Regions from separate parts of the Mus musculus genome. Here region 1 is linked to region 2. A link is a contact called in ENCODE Hi-C data. All regions are on one chromosome and are shown on one strand. The core of a region is the stretch at or near the end of the contact, and the rest is flanking DNA. Distances in the headings are between cores, read along the strand shown.

Region 1 (7,084 bases), core at 3,325-5,824, 480 kb before region 2:
CCATTTCTCCAGCCTTTTGTTTTGTTTTGTTTTTCGGTGGGTTCTTACTATGTAGCTCCAGCCTGGAACTGATCAGGCTGGTATGCTGTCACACTAAGCCCTCACTTCTTTCTAAAGTGCTAATGTAAACCCACTAAGACAGCAATGAGTGGTTGCACAGATGCTTCAATAACTAAGGGCACTGGTCCTGCAAAGGGCCCAGTTTGGTTCCCACACCTATATGGCAGATCACTCCCCTCTCTAACTCAATTCCATGGGGTCCGTCCGATGCCCTTTTCTGGCCTCTGGACAACAGCCATGCCCATGGTCACATATATACACGCCAAACACAAAGTAAAAATCAATCACAAAGAAAATAAAAGGTGGCAAGTCTATAAAATGATCCCATCATTGCACATAAACTATACAGACTATATATGGCTATATGCATATCTATGTATTTAATATATATTTTAAACACTCTAAAAATAAGTTGCCATTTTAGCAAACTTTTGCCTACCCACTCCTGTACTCCAAACATCCTTGACTTTTACTGCCCTCCAAATTAAATAAGCAAGTTCATGAATTTGATTACAGAACCCAAATGACAGTCCAGAGTTCTACATCTACAAACTGTCTTCTGACCTCAACAGGTGCACTGCAGTATATTATGCACACATGTATGCAAATGTACACAAACAAAACGCAAAGCCAAAACAAAATGCTGAACAGTGGTGGCACACACCTTTAATCCCAGCACTAGGGAGGCAGAGGCAGGTGGATCTCAGAGTTCAAGGCCAGCCAGGTCTATAGATAGGGTTCCAGGACAGGCAGGGTTCCACATTTGACACCGCCCCCCCAAAAAAAGAGGTAGGTGTGGTGGCACACACCTTTAACCCCAGCACACACCTTTAACCCCAGCAGGCCTGAGTTCAAGGATTCAGCCAAATGAGACACGCTCCTACCCCTCAAGCAATGTTGTAATTAGCATTTCTTACAAAGTGTATTTTAAGTTCCTCCTTGTTCTCCAAGTGGAATTAACAAGCTCACTCACTCCAAGATGCCAACTTCATTCCAACAGTCTTATATGTAATGGCTATAAAGATGGAGATGAGGATTCAAAACAACCAAAAGAAGTTAAAAACTTAAAAAAAAAAAAGTCTTTATTGTGCCATCTGGGGCTTGATTTAAATCTGACTTTTGGTCATTCCTTTAAGGAAGGAGAATTTTGTGGACTCTGCCTAACTGCAGCTGTTAGGTATCTGAACGCTATCGCACACTTCTATCACATTGGAAAAAAAAAAAAATCAAGAAAATATCTACTTAGCAGCCAAATACTACACAGTGAAAATAACATTTGTACTTAAACATTTAATACTTGCATTTTATAGAAAATAAAAAACAAGTAAAATTAAGTCAATGTCTCACCTCGGAAAGTACGTCTAGCTCTCCTCACTCTTCTGGCTACTGTCTTAAACTTGGTTTGCATACAGTCTTGACTCATCATTTCATCAGCTACCTTGCTGTTTTGTATTTCCACAAATTTCTGTTAACTCTTATGTACTCATACACAAAATAATGTAAACACCCTAAGCTTTAAAAGCAAAGAAGCTTAAGACCCTCACTAGGTACAGACCAATGCTATTCAAGTACTATTAATTAAAAATTAAAGCTAAGAACAAAAGGAAATAGAAACGCTTTTATAATTCTCCCCCTAAAAGTATACCACAACCTCCAAATCATTCAAATTTTGCCATTAGAGTTCCAAAATCTCAATGAACAGAAATTTAGATAGAGGAATTATAAAAAAAGACTGCACCATAAAAAAATATTTCTTATTTCTTAGAGGTTTTTTTTTGTTGCCACATTTCAACTATATGAAACCACTTGTTCCAGCTTTCCTAACACAAAACATTTCCCAAACAAAGACTGTTTATGGTCTCTTAAGAAGCCTTTGTTCCAGGACCCCTCTGTTCAAGAGCTACAACTTCTGGGTTTTCTTTTTGTGGTTCTATCAACAGCAAATACTGGCAAACTCTTCCACACTGACACAGGAGTTTGTTAAACAAAGGAGGAAGCAAGTCCCCTTCACACAAAGGAGGCTCCAAAACAGTTATGTTTGTACATTATTTCTTCCTCTTTACCCCTTCTCCTCTCAGGCTGTAGTATATAGTAGTCTCAATAGAAAATGGTGGCCATCATGTGTGACAATTCAGAATGGGAAAAAGCAAAACAAATGCACAAATCCTAAAGGCTGCCATTAAGCTGCTAGCCCACATGAGGAAATGGGTAGCCAAACCTAACCAAAGCAACTATTTTTCGAAGAAAATAGCTCTATAAAAGGCAAAGTCGGTAAGAAAAAGGACCTACCCAGTCCTAGTGCGCCACAATGCCAACATGGAGGGCAACTCACAGGATCCTAACTCCTCTTAGATTTTGGTTTCTAATAACTTTGTCAAGTTTCCTAATTTCTAGATAAAAATCCCATTAATGCAAGCATGCAACAGTCACATTCATCTTTCCTGGTACATTAAGATAAAGCTAAATCGCTCAATGTTTGAAACGTGGTCCACATTTCAGAATCAAAACCCTAGGTCTAACCAGGCAAGGGTGTAACTTCTGCAGGCCTCTACAGTAAAAGAAACCTTCCATCGCCTCTGTCCATTTCACCAGAAGAAATGAATCTATTTCCAAACATTTCCCCCCATACTAGCTGACCTGGCCAGTTATTTTCTGAGGCATTTCATTTCTGCTTTCAAAGTTGTCCAAGAGCAACTAAAATATGGTATCTGTGTTTTAATTTTTCTTTCGTGGGGGTAGTGAAAGGATAAGGCTTTATTCAGGGATCTCTCGCAAACATCTTTTCTAGAACGTCTACGTACACAATCCCCTAAATCAAAATGCCATTACATAGAGCAAGTTTAAGGGAGAAAGGGGTAAAAGGCGTGGGGGGGGGTCTTTTTCACTTGAGAGCAGGGAAAGATAGAAAATTCTTAAACGGTAGGCAAGGCAGTTAAACCTTTCCAACCGACCCGGCCGGTCCAACGGTCGTTTAGGCCAACTCAGACTCAGGTCATCCCAAAAGGTAGGCGAAAAACCTGGGGTGTCGCAGCGCATCCAGTTCCGGCTGCGGGGGGAGGGGGTACGGGGAGGGGGACGGGGACGGGGAAGGAGTGGGCCGGGCTCTCCGCGGACGTTGCAGCCGTTAGGGCCGTCTTGGGGACACCCCACCCCTCAGAGCCCCCCAAGCTCGAGGCGCTAGAGCCCCCGCCGGGAAGGCCGAGTAGGGAAAGCTAGGGACCAGGATGAAATCTCCAAGAGCTCGTCTGACATCTCCCCTACAAGCACAGCCTCTCCACCTCAGCCCCAGCCAGGCCTCCCCCCCCCCCCCGCGCCGGGAGCAAAGCAGTCCGGCCCCAAGTCCGTGTGGGAGCGTCCGCCAGGACCTGCGAGCATCAGGGCCCCCGCCGCTTGGCCTGCCCCCACCATCCTCAAAGTGTCGTCCCCCCACCCCGACCCTTGCACCCCCACCACCACTCAACCAGCCGCTCCAGACCGGCCCAGCGGCTCCTCCCCTCCCCCAGTAGCGCCGGCCGCCCCCTGGCCCAGCTCGCCCTGGGGACTCCCAGAGGCCGAGGGACCAGGTGGTGGTGGGGGACCCGGGTCCGGAGGGTGGGGCGCTCAGGTGAGGGCAGCTTCGGGCCGACGCCGCCACCACACAAAGGACCAGGGGCTCCCGCCGCCATATTGAAAACTTTCCTCCTCACACGACAACTCGCAAGTCCCCCACCCCCACCCATCACACACCCCCGCACCCCGAGAAGGAGGCGAGGACCAGCCACGGAGCCGTGCGGGCCCAGAGCCCTGCCTCCGCGCCCGCGTCTCAGCCGGGCTCGGGAGGACTCCCCAGCGACCACCCCGGCGGCTGCCAACCACTCCAGCCCGCACCGCTGCCGGGCGGTGCAGCGCACCAGCCCCCGGAGCCGCACCGACCTAGCCCCCTCCGGCCGCCCCGCCGGAGCCCGCGGTCCTCACGGCCCACATCCCACCCGGGACGGGGGCCCCCGCGCCTTCCTCCCACCGCCGCATCTCCGACCCTCGGAGCCACCCCAAACTTGACCGGGCCCGCGGGACGACCGCTCCCCGCCCCCGCGCCTCCGGCCTCCCGGGCCGCGCGTCCTCGCTCCCTCCCCCAGCCGCGAGCAGGATCCGGGGTGCTGGCTGACTCACCGGCGGCGGCCGCACCTTACAGATCCCAGTCTGCTCGGCTATGGGCCGGATCTTGTGGATGAAAGCGAAGGGGTCCGCGAACTCTTCCCAGCTCGGCTCGAAGACCGGACACTCGGGGGGAGGCAGGAACTCTCCCAGCGGGCCCGGGCCCCCGAGGGGCAGCGCCGGGCGCGGGCCTGGGGGCAGCGTGGTGGCCGGCTCCATCACCGCGACCTGGGCAGGGGCGAGCACAGGGCAGGCTCCGCAACCGCGGCAGCGAGCTCCGCTCCGTCCGAAACCCGTGCAGACGCACAGCTCGGGCGACAGGTCCGACTTCTACTAGCAACGGCAACACCTAGGGCTTTTTCAGCCTTCCTCCGACGACGTCTTGCCGCTACCCCACGCAGTGCTCCTCCGCCGCCACGGCGAGGAAAAAAGTCCCTGCTGCCACCCCGAGCCAGGTCTCGCCCCGCCCCCTAGCCGGGAGGGGCAGGGGCCTTCCGCCTGGGATGTTTATCCTTAATGCTTCAGTTAACCTCTGAAGTTTCAGAATTCTTCCTCTCAAGAAGTTAACAGTCTAGTAGGGAGAACAGAGTTACAATCCATCAATCACGTCATATATTTTGGCACGAAAGATTTGCTTAGTAAAACCCGAGAAGCAGAGTACTGAAATTGGAGGATTCTCCAGGTAGAGAAAACACCTTGAACACAAGGAGCAGCAAGGACAGACACATAGAGTAATGAGGAGAGCAATAACTCTTCGAGCACTTGCTTATCCTAGACACTGTGTAAAGTGCAAGTGCTTTTCGGGATTGTTTAGTCTGTGAGGGGATTAAGCATTTGACCAAATCCAACAGTTCAGTCTATTTACTGGAAAGTAGGGTTGTTGCACAGAAATCTACACATATACAAGGTTGGACTTGAGCAAAAGCATCTTGAAATAATCCAATCAAGGAATGATGGGGCCTAAATAAATTCAGCAGCGCTATAGGTTAAAGTGAAATTGTAGGAAATAAAAGTTAGACTAGGACGGGACCAGAAGAATAGCGTACTAAGGGTCTGACAGATGGCATCCCTGGGACAAGCATCCATGAGCATGTTCTAGGGAAGATGTATTCACCCCTGAACAGGCTGAGCCTGAGATGTCTCTGCTACAAAGATTTTCAACAGGCTAAAAGGTACAACAGGTCTGAAGGAAAGAAAGAGATCAGAGTGTTTCAGAGGAAGCAATGGAAGAGCTGAGAGGTTAAGTAACCATGAAATCCAAAGATGGGGGATGGCCCCAGAAAAAGTCAGGTCATAAGTAGAACTTGAACACAAACATAATTTCTTTTTTTTTTTTTTTGTTTTGTTTTTTCGAGACAGGGTTTCTCTGTATAGTCTTGGCTGTCCTGGAACTCACTTTGTAGACCAGGCTGGCCTCGAACTCAGAGATCCACCTGCCTCTGCCTCCCAAGTGCTGGGATTAAAGGCGTGTGCCACCACCGCCCGGCGATTTCTTTAATCTAGAAAGCAACCAAACTCGTGGAAAGACTGCCTGCCACTGTATAAGGAAGGATCAGTGGCTCCACAGCCCTCCCTTCAGAATAGACCATCACTCAGCCTCTGGGTTTAGATTTTAATAGGACTAATGTGACCTAGGCTGGCCTGGAACTCTCTACATAGCCAAAGATGACTCTGATCTCCTGATCATCCTCCTGCCTCTACCTCTTAAACGCTGGGATTACAGATATATCCTATCACACAGAGACCATGGTTCTTCAGCTTAAAAATGGAAAGAGTTAGAAGTTAGATGTGGTGGCGCACACCTTTAATCCTACACAAAGTTCCAGGCCAGCCAGACCTGCATAATGAGCTTCCGCATCAAAGACAGAGAGAGCCGGCTCAGCAGATTAAGGGCATTTGCTTCCGCCTTAGAGGATGTAAACTTAGTTTCCAGATCAATGCCCATCAGCTCCCAACTGCCTCTTCACCCCCAGCCTCAGAGGCTCTGATGTCTCTCCTGGCCCCTACAAGCAACACACACATTTTTTTTATTTTTTTATTATTTTCCTCATTTACATTTCAAATGCTATCCCAAAAGTCCCCTATACCCTCCCCCGCCCTGCTCCCCTACCCACCCACTCCCACTTCTTGGCCCTGGCATTCCCCTGTACTGGGGCATATAAAGTTTGCAAGACCAAGGGGCCTCTTTTCCCAATGATGGCCAACTAGGTCATCTTCTGATATATATGCAGCTAGAGACATGAGCTCTGGGGGTACTGGTTAGTTCATATTGTTCCACCTATAGGGTTGCAGACCCCTTCAGCTCAACACACATTTAAAAAATTTTTTTAAATATAAAAAATACAAAACATTTTTCAGTGAAGGGGAGAAAAGCCCCAGTCTTTAATAAGCTCTATCGAAGTACCTGGCCTCTAAAACAGTTCAGCAATTCTTGAAGAAGGCAAAACTTTTCTTAGCTCTACAGGGATTTGGAGCCTGAATAAGACATATATTGTCTTAAATAATAATAAAATAAGACAATAATATTGTCTTAGACAATAATCTGTTCATTAAAAAAAAATCATTGTAAAATGAGGTGATACAGCAGGTTATAAAATCGTGGGAAACCTAGGGAAGAAGTATAGAATTTACCACATTTTTGAGTCAAGGTTTCACTATGTAGCTCTGACTAGCCTGAAACTCACATATTGGCTGGCTTCTAACTCGGAGGTGCTAGGATTAAAGACGTGTCACCTCACCCAGCTTGACATATTTTTAAACCTTGCTGATTTTTTTTTCCGTGATAATGTATTGAGGGGGAAAAATTGAAATGGGATTGCATACTTGTAGCCAAAGCTGGCCTGGAACTCACAATGAAGCCCAGGCTGACCTCATTCCCAAAGGCTAAGAT
Region 2 (7,069 bases), core at 775-3,274:
GAGGAGGGGCAGTGAAGAAGCCATCCAGGGGTGTGTTTAATGCCAGATTGCTAGAGTCCCAGGGCATTTTGATTCACCCCGAGAAACAGAAGGAAGAACATTCAAAATGAGAGGTGTCCGGGAAATATGAGGCATACAACATAGTAGCCCACTCCCAAGTCCCTTGTAAACTGATGCTGGGCCAGGGGGAGAGGTCCTGCTTGTAAGGCTGAGGCAGGAGGATCCCCAGTTTGTGATGAGCTAAGTGACCACAGGGGTAACATCAGTTCAGCATTGGGAGGATGGCATGTGTTTTCAAGGTGAAGTTTCAGGGATCTGCAGGAGTATGCATTGGCGGCTAAGAGGTAGGAAGGTACTCCGAGTTAAAGACACAGCCATGGTGTGTGAGATAAGGGCCATGTTATAGACAAGTGAATAGTGGGGGAAATTCTGTGACCCAGATGGCAGAGCTGTCGTGATACTGTCTTCTGACAGTGACGAAAGGGACCCTATAGTACAAAGTGGTAGGAACCTACAAAGGTAGGTCGTTTGTAGAAAATGATGAAATGTCTTGCTGGTCAGGCAAATGAGTCCAGGCAACCTGGCAAGGGGGGGAGGGGTTGTCTCAGATGGTTTGAGCAAGGCAAGAGCAAGCAGATGGACACTTTAGAAAAAGACTCTTTCCGGGAAGGTGCTTTGGGCATGGGAGGGGAAGGAACCCACTGAGATTATTTAGGGATGAAGAAGCCAACAGTCTTGGGACCAGGTCTGAGGAAGCAAAAAGAGGGTCTGGGTGCTATAGGGACAGTGATCAGTAGCTTTGTCTGAAAGGGGGAACAGGGAGGGAGGTAGCTTTAGAGGGAGCACTAGACATTTAGAGGGAGGGATAGAGCATGTGGGAAAAGGGACAGAAGTATTGATGGGAAGTCCACTGAAGAAAAACAAGCAGCAAAACAGACAGTGGAGAGAAAAGGGAAGAGGGAAATGGGGTAGGGTGGATACAGAGGATCCAGGTAGGGAAGCTGGTGGCTCAGACCAGGGATACAGGGAGAGAAGCCTGGCTTAGAACTCAGGGAAAACAGGATTTTACACAAGCCATGGCGCTAAATTCAGGCCCCATCCTGTGCAGGGCTCAGAGATGTGGGTGACAAGTTGCCCCACTCAGTAGTCTGCCTAGCTTCCTGGCACCAGTCCCTGAGCCCCTGCGTGTAGACAAGCCAGACCTGAAGCCTTTCCTCTGGGGAGCTAGTGTTTACAAAAGCCTCAGTGCACAAAAAGGAAGGAAAACAATCAGGGAAGAGGGAGGGGCAGGGAACTGATGGAAAACTTTGTACAATTCACACCAGATTACTTAAACACACACACACACACACACACACACACACACACACACACACACACACACACACACACAGACACTGCCATTTAAAGGAAAGTGAGTGCTGGAAAAATAACCCTACGGACAGAAAATACTCTCCTCGACACTCCTCCCACCAAACAGTGAGAGCTGATTACTTTTAGGCAATTACAGAAGAGGAAGAGCAGAATTTGTTGGGGGAGGTGGAATTATTATGGAAGCAAAAAGAATACAATCCCCATTGCTGAAAACACGAGGAACCCGTTTTGATCAGCTGGGGGGATGAGTGGCAGAGATGTTCAGGTAGGGGGGTGAACGGCTCTGTCAGTGTCTGTCAGGAGACATGGGAGAAATAACATCGGCGAGGGCATCCTGGAGGAGGCAGCAGGCAACCTGGGTTTTGGCGCTGTGCAGAGACGACGTCCGGGCATGCCCGGTGTAGCGCGCTTCCTCTGCCCAGGTCCAAGGCCCTCTCCCGCCTGCCTCCCACAGCACGGGAGTCCGGTGCTTGTTCCCAATAATGACGTCAGTGAGCGATGACCTCAGCGCCTGGGAGGCGCGGGCGAGCTGGCGGGCGGGGCGGAGAGGGGCGGGCGCAGGCGGAGGGGAGAGGCGAGACACCGGAGGGGCACGCCCCCATCCGCCAGCGTCGGCCAATGGGCGCCACCGACGGCTCCCCGCCTCCCCGAGTGGTATGAAAGGCGCAGCCCGGGGAAAGTCCGGGCAGAGCCCGAGAGGTGGCCAGACCGTCATCATCGTTCTAATACAGCTACTTCCTCAGCCACCGGTATGAGCCACGGGAAGAGAACCGACATGCTCCCGGAGATCGCCGCCGCCGTGGGTTTCCTCTCCAGTCTCCTGAGGACTCGGGGCTGCGTGAGCGAGCAGAGACTCAAGGTTTTCAGTAGGGCGCTCCAGGACGCACTGACCGGTGAGCACACGTCGGGGTCTTGGAACCACTCGGGCGCGGCCACTTCTTGCCTGGGGTGTCTTTATCACTGTTCTGTGACGGGGACCCCTACGCGAACAACTCCGGGTCTCAGATGTCTTTCTCTAATTAATCTCTGAGGCCACTGATGGTCCTCTGTCCCTTCGGTTAAGTCCCCGTCTCCCAGCCCTCCAGTCCCCGCCTCGCTCCCGAGGCTCCGACCCTCTTCCTTGAGTACATTCTGAGACCCTGACAACACCATGAGAAAAGTCAGTGTGTGTGTGTATTCAGAGTCCGAGCTCACCCTTATCTCCGAATCTTGGAGAACAACAGACCCTCAGGGGATGTGAAGCCAGGCCAAGCTGTGCGACTTTTATGCGCAATTGAACTTTCTAGACAACTCTTGAGTCCTAGCCACTGTTGCTGTATAGTCCTGAGCCTGTCATCATACAGGCCCATTCTGCCGCGTGTTTACCCGCTGCAAGTTGTAATCTGGGCCCCCTTTGTATTTTTTCTTTTTTGGTCCCTCTTCACCATCTGCCACCTATTGTAGTACAGAAAAGAGCCTGGTAGCCTAGCCAACTGCGAGGGCGGGGAGGGGGTGTGTGTGTTATGGAGGCAGGGTGTGAGGGACGGAGGTGGAGGAGTGATAAGCCACCCTTTAGCCTCTGTCCGCAGCTGTTATAACTGGTTGGTTGCCTTGGGCTGCGATAGCCATCTCTCAACATGTTGGCACAGATCTGAGGACCAACAGCTGTTTCATCAAAACAAAACCATTTTTTATCCCCTTACCTTTGCTAAAGATCTCAAAACTCTTCTGATGCGGAAGGGATGAGAGGCCTTGTGACTTGTTGGGCAACCAACAACATTGGCCGCTTACCTACCGGCTTTGAAATTTCAGTGCCTTGGTCGTCAGAGGCCCTGCCGGTTCTTGCTAGCCCTTCCTGCCTTAAACAGGATTGTGCCAAAAATATCCATGACCACCATAGAGCATCTACCTGAAAGCTCTGGGGCTGCTTTCCAGTGTACAAAAACTTGGAAAGGACCCAGGAATCTTTCTAAGTGGCAGGGGGAGTTTAAGGAGAGGCTCTTAAATACTGTCGCTGAGAAGAGGAAGTCTCCTCCCCAGCCCTCTCCCCTCATCCTCCCCTTGTGGTAAACATCAGAGAATGCTTTCTAACGGCGCATCTTCCTCTTGTTTTTTTCCACAGATCATTACAAACACCACTGGTTTCCAGAAAAACCATCCAAAGGTTCTGGCTATCGCTGTATCCGTATCAACCACAAGATGGACCCCATCATCAGCAAGGTGGCCAGCCAGATTGGACTCAGCCAGCCCCAGCTGCACCGGCTGCTGCCCAGTGAGCTGACCCTGTGGGTTGATCCCTATGAAGTGTCTTACCGCATCGGGGAGGATGGCTCCATCTGTGTCCTGTATGAGGAGGCCCCGGTGGCTGCCTCCTATGGGCTCCTCACCTGCAAGAACCAGATGATGCTGGGCAGGAGCAGCCCCTCGAAGAACTATGTGATGGCCGTCTCCAGCTAGATAGGAGCCACCCGACCCTGGCACTCTACTGTTCTCATGCTGCCCTGACAACAGGCCACCGTATACCTCAACCTGGGGAACTGTATTTTTAAAATGAAGAGCTATTTATACATGTTTTTTTTTTTTTTTTTTAAGAAAAGAGGAAAAAAACCAAAAGATTTTTTTTAAAAAAAAAAGAAAAAGAAAAACAATTCTTTAAAGGGAGCTGCTTGGAAGTGGCCTCCCCAGGTGCCTTTGGAGAGAACTGTTCTTGATTGCATCTGTGAGCCAGTGTTTGCCTAGGGGAATGGGTTGGGGATTGGCCTAGCCAAGGTAAAAGGGGATTCTTGGCTGATCCCCCCAGGAGGTGGTGGAAGGGAGCAAGGTTAGCAACTGTGAATGAGAGGGGTCAGGGTCTGCTCTGGGTTACCGTCCCAGCTGGGATGCCTGTATGCCTGGTCCCTCTCTTACTCAGGGGCATTCAAGCCTGATCTTAAATAATACTACATTGCCTAATCTTCTCTTTTGTTTTTCGGCTGAGATCAGGGGCAGACTGAAAGGCCTCTCCTGTCCCTTCTGTTCTAAGCAGTCTCTTGAAGCCGTGTCTCGTTTCTGAGTCTACCCTTGGGGGCCTGAAGAGCTTGCTTCCCAGCCCGGAATCTGTCTAAACATTTTTTGGAGGGTGGGATGTAAGGCAGGCGCGCAAAGACTTTGGGGCTAAGATGGAGAGGACCTGCACAAAACCTTTGCTTTGCTCTGTGCTGCTTTGTATGGGTGGATAGTGAATAATTTAGGGATGATTTGCAATGGAATTTTGGGACCCAAAGAGTATCCAATGGGGGTAGGTCTTTTGGACCCAGTCCTTCCTTTTGGGAACCACACGACAGTCTGAATGCTGCTACCACTATTCCTTTGAGAGGTGGCTCAAAGCTCCAGGGAACTCCAAGTCCTTTCTTACTGCCTTCTCTTCAAGAGCAACCTTCCCCATTTTTTCTTTCCCCTTTCCTGCGGTTGGGTCCTGGAGGGCCCTATTTCCTAGGACAAGCGTTCTCAGTCACTGTGCAATAGTCCCAGGATGCTCTGAGACCGGACCTCCCAGCCCCTCCTGATGCCCTGGTAGGTTTTAGGGACCCATTCTTCCCATTCTTCTAGGGGTTCTGACTGGCTGGTGGGCCTTGCGGAGATCTTCCTGGGCCACAGGGAGGGCACCTGTGCACTGCAGGACTACCTGGTATTCTTGTAGGGCTGCCATGAAGAGTCAAACCTTGGGCACAGCTTTAGCTCCTTGGTGCTCAGAGCACCTGTGGGGGAGGTTACCTCTCTCTCTCTCTTAGTAAAATCCAAATTTATTTGTAGATGTGTGCAATATTTACTGTTCTGGGTTGGAGAAAATTGGGAAACACTGGGAAGAAATGGCTTTCCTTCAGGTTCAGTGACACTGATGAGGGCTTCTTAGAAGGCCTCAAGTCTCTCAAACTGAAGGACAGAGCTAGAGCTAGCCCGTCACCCCTTGGTGAGGATTCCCTTCCCCGTTTCTCTCCACCGCCATGGCATCCTGTGTCCTAGATTTCTCAGCTCCTCAGTTTCTGCTCAAAGGTGCTATTTACCAAACTCTCTGCCTGCCCGGGCAGACAGGCCCCAGCTTCGCACAGCCTTCCCAGGTGGCTTCGTCTCTCTTGCTTTAACCTTAACTCTGGGCCCACAGACCTGAGAGCTGTGGCCTACAACAAAGCTGTGAATTGTTCCAGATGGTTCTTGTGTTTTGTCCGCACACAGGTGCCTGCCGTTTAGAAGCTGCCTCCTGGTCTCATGCTTAAATCTTCAATTCTTTACTGTCCTTGTTCACTTTAGAAATGACAAACCCTAGAGCTGGACTGTTGAGCAGGCCTGTCTCTCTTATTAAGTAAAAATAAGAAATAGTGGTAAGTTTGTAAGCTATTCTGACAGAAAAGACAAAGGTTACTAATTGTATAATAGCGCTTTTATATGGAAGACTGTACAGCTTTATGGACAAATGTAAACTTTCTTTTTTGTTTTTAATAAAAATGTAGCAGATCGTGTAATGTGTAGAGAAGGTGGAATTCCATAGCGCTGACTGGCCCTCTTAGATACAAACCCCTTCGTGTTTCGTGGACTTCATCAGTTGTCCTGAGCTCCGTCTGCAGCATGCAGACGTTATAAAAGATACCCTAGGTTTGTGACGAGGTTGCTTCCATTGCATCCCCTCTCCTTGGGAGGCGGCTCCATACTTCTGTCCTTGTGAATATTGTCACAGGTCTCTTAAAAAACAAACAAACAAAAAAGCCCAAAAACCAATATGTTATCTGCACACTCTGCAGCCAGTTCCATAGTTTTGCTCTTGGCCATTCAGCACATTGAAGAGCTGGCCAGCTGTGTCCACATCTGCGCAAGCAAGCCACCACGGCTGGAAACTATATAAAGAAAAGAAACCATCCAGAAAGTTCCAAAGACACAAGACTTGGGTTTGGCACACACTAAGCACACCAGTGCACTCGATGCGACTGCAGTTATACACAAGCACACCCTGATGTTCCTCCTGGCGTCCCAGAGGTCACCCGTGAGGCCAGCGTCTGAGCATGGTTTGTTTCACGCCCCGTTCATGCATAGCAGCACTGGTCTACAGTGGCAGTGTCTTTACTGGGCATGGGCAGACTTTTCCTTGCTGTTCTGGAAACAGTCTAGTTTAACAACTATTTCCCATGTATTAGGCACTGCAGACCGTCTTAGGATTTAAAGTATGTGGGTGGGGAGGGGAGGAGAATACTCAAGTAAAAACTGCTAAGCCATTTTATAAAGGAGATTTTAGCATCTACAAGGCTCATGGAACCATTCCCCATGCAGATACCTAGTGATTAGGCTATATTGTCCATGAATATTAAAAGTAGTTAAAGCACACCCTGCTTTTCACAGACCCCTGGTGGTAAGCAAAGGATCACGACCCTTTTCACAGGTTGAGGCAAGACGATCTGCCATTCCTAGAATAGAGGCTCTTGTCACCTCGGCCACCATTTGTCAACTGCCATTCTTCTTGCCTTGTTAGACAGGATCATTTGGGCTTCAGGGTCTGTGCACTGGGGCCACACATGGCAGAACACCAGTGGCACAAGTTAGCTGGAGAGCAGCTCTTTCTGAGTGTACATGGGGTGAGACCCCATGGCTTATTATTCATTTATAACTACCTTTGACCACGTGGAGAGGGTCTATGCAAGAATAATAATCTGTCATGATCGACTTGGTTTTTCTTTAGAATTTTGTTATG

Evidence for each region. A loop is a pair of places that touch in the nucleus more often than their neighbours do.
Region 1: a loop to region 2 is called in a map of left cerebral cortex, with 7 times the contacts of the local background. The contact joins the promoter of Kdm5b here to the promoter of Btg2 in region 2. A Hi-C loop is called at or near these places in 1 of 37 maps with a recorded cell type or tissue (left cerebral cortex).

Annotation. Positions count from the first base shown.
Region 1 is chr1:134,557,668-134,564,751 of GRCm38, reverse strand. It overlaps Kdm5b (lysine (K)-specific demethylase 5B), which reads right to left and starts at 4,574. Exons shown (of 27, transcript NM_152895.2): 1 at 4,210-4,574. The coding sequence starts at 4,413. It also overlaps a transcript of Mgat4e not described here.
Region 2 is chr1:134,074,110-134,081,178 of GRCm38, reverse strand. Btg2 (BTG anti-proliferation factor 2) reads left to right here and starts at 2,024. Exons shown (of 2, transcript NM_007570.2): 1 at 2,024-2,267; 2 at 3,476-6,314. The coding sequence starts at 2,126. The coding sequence ends at 3,810.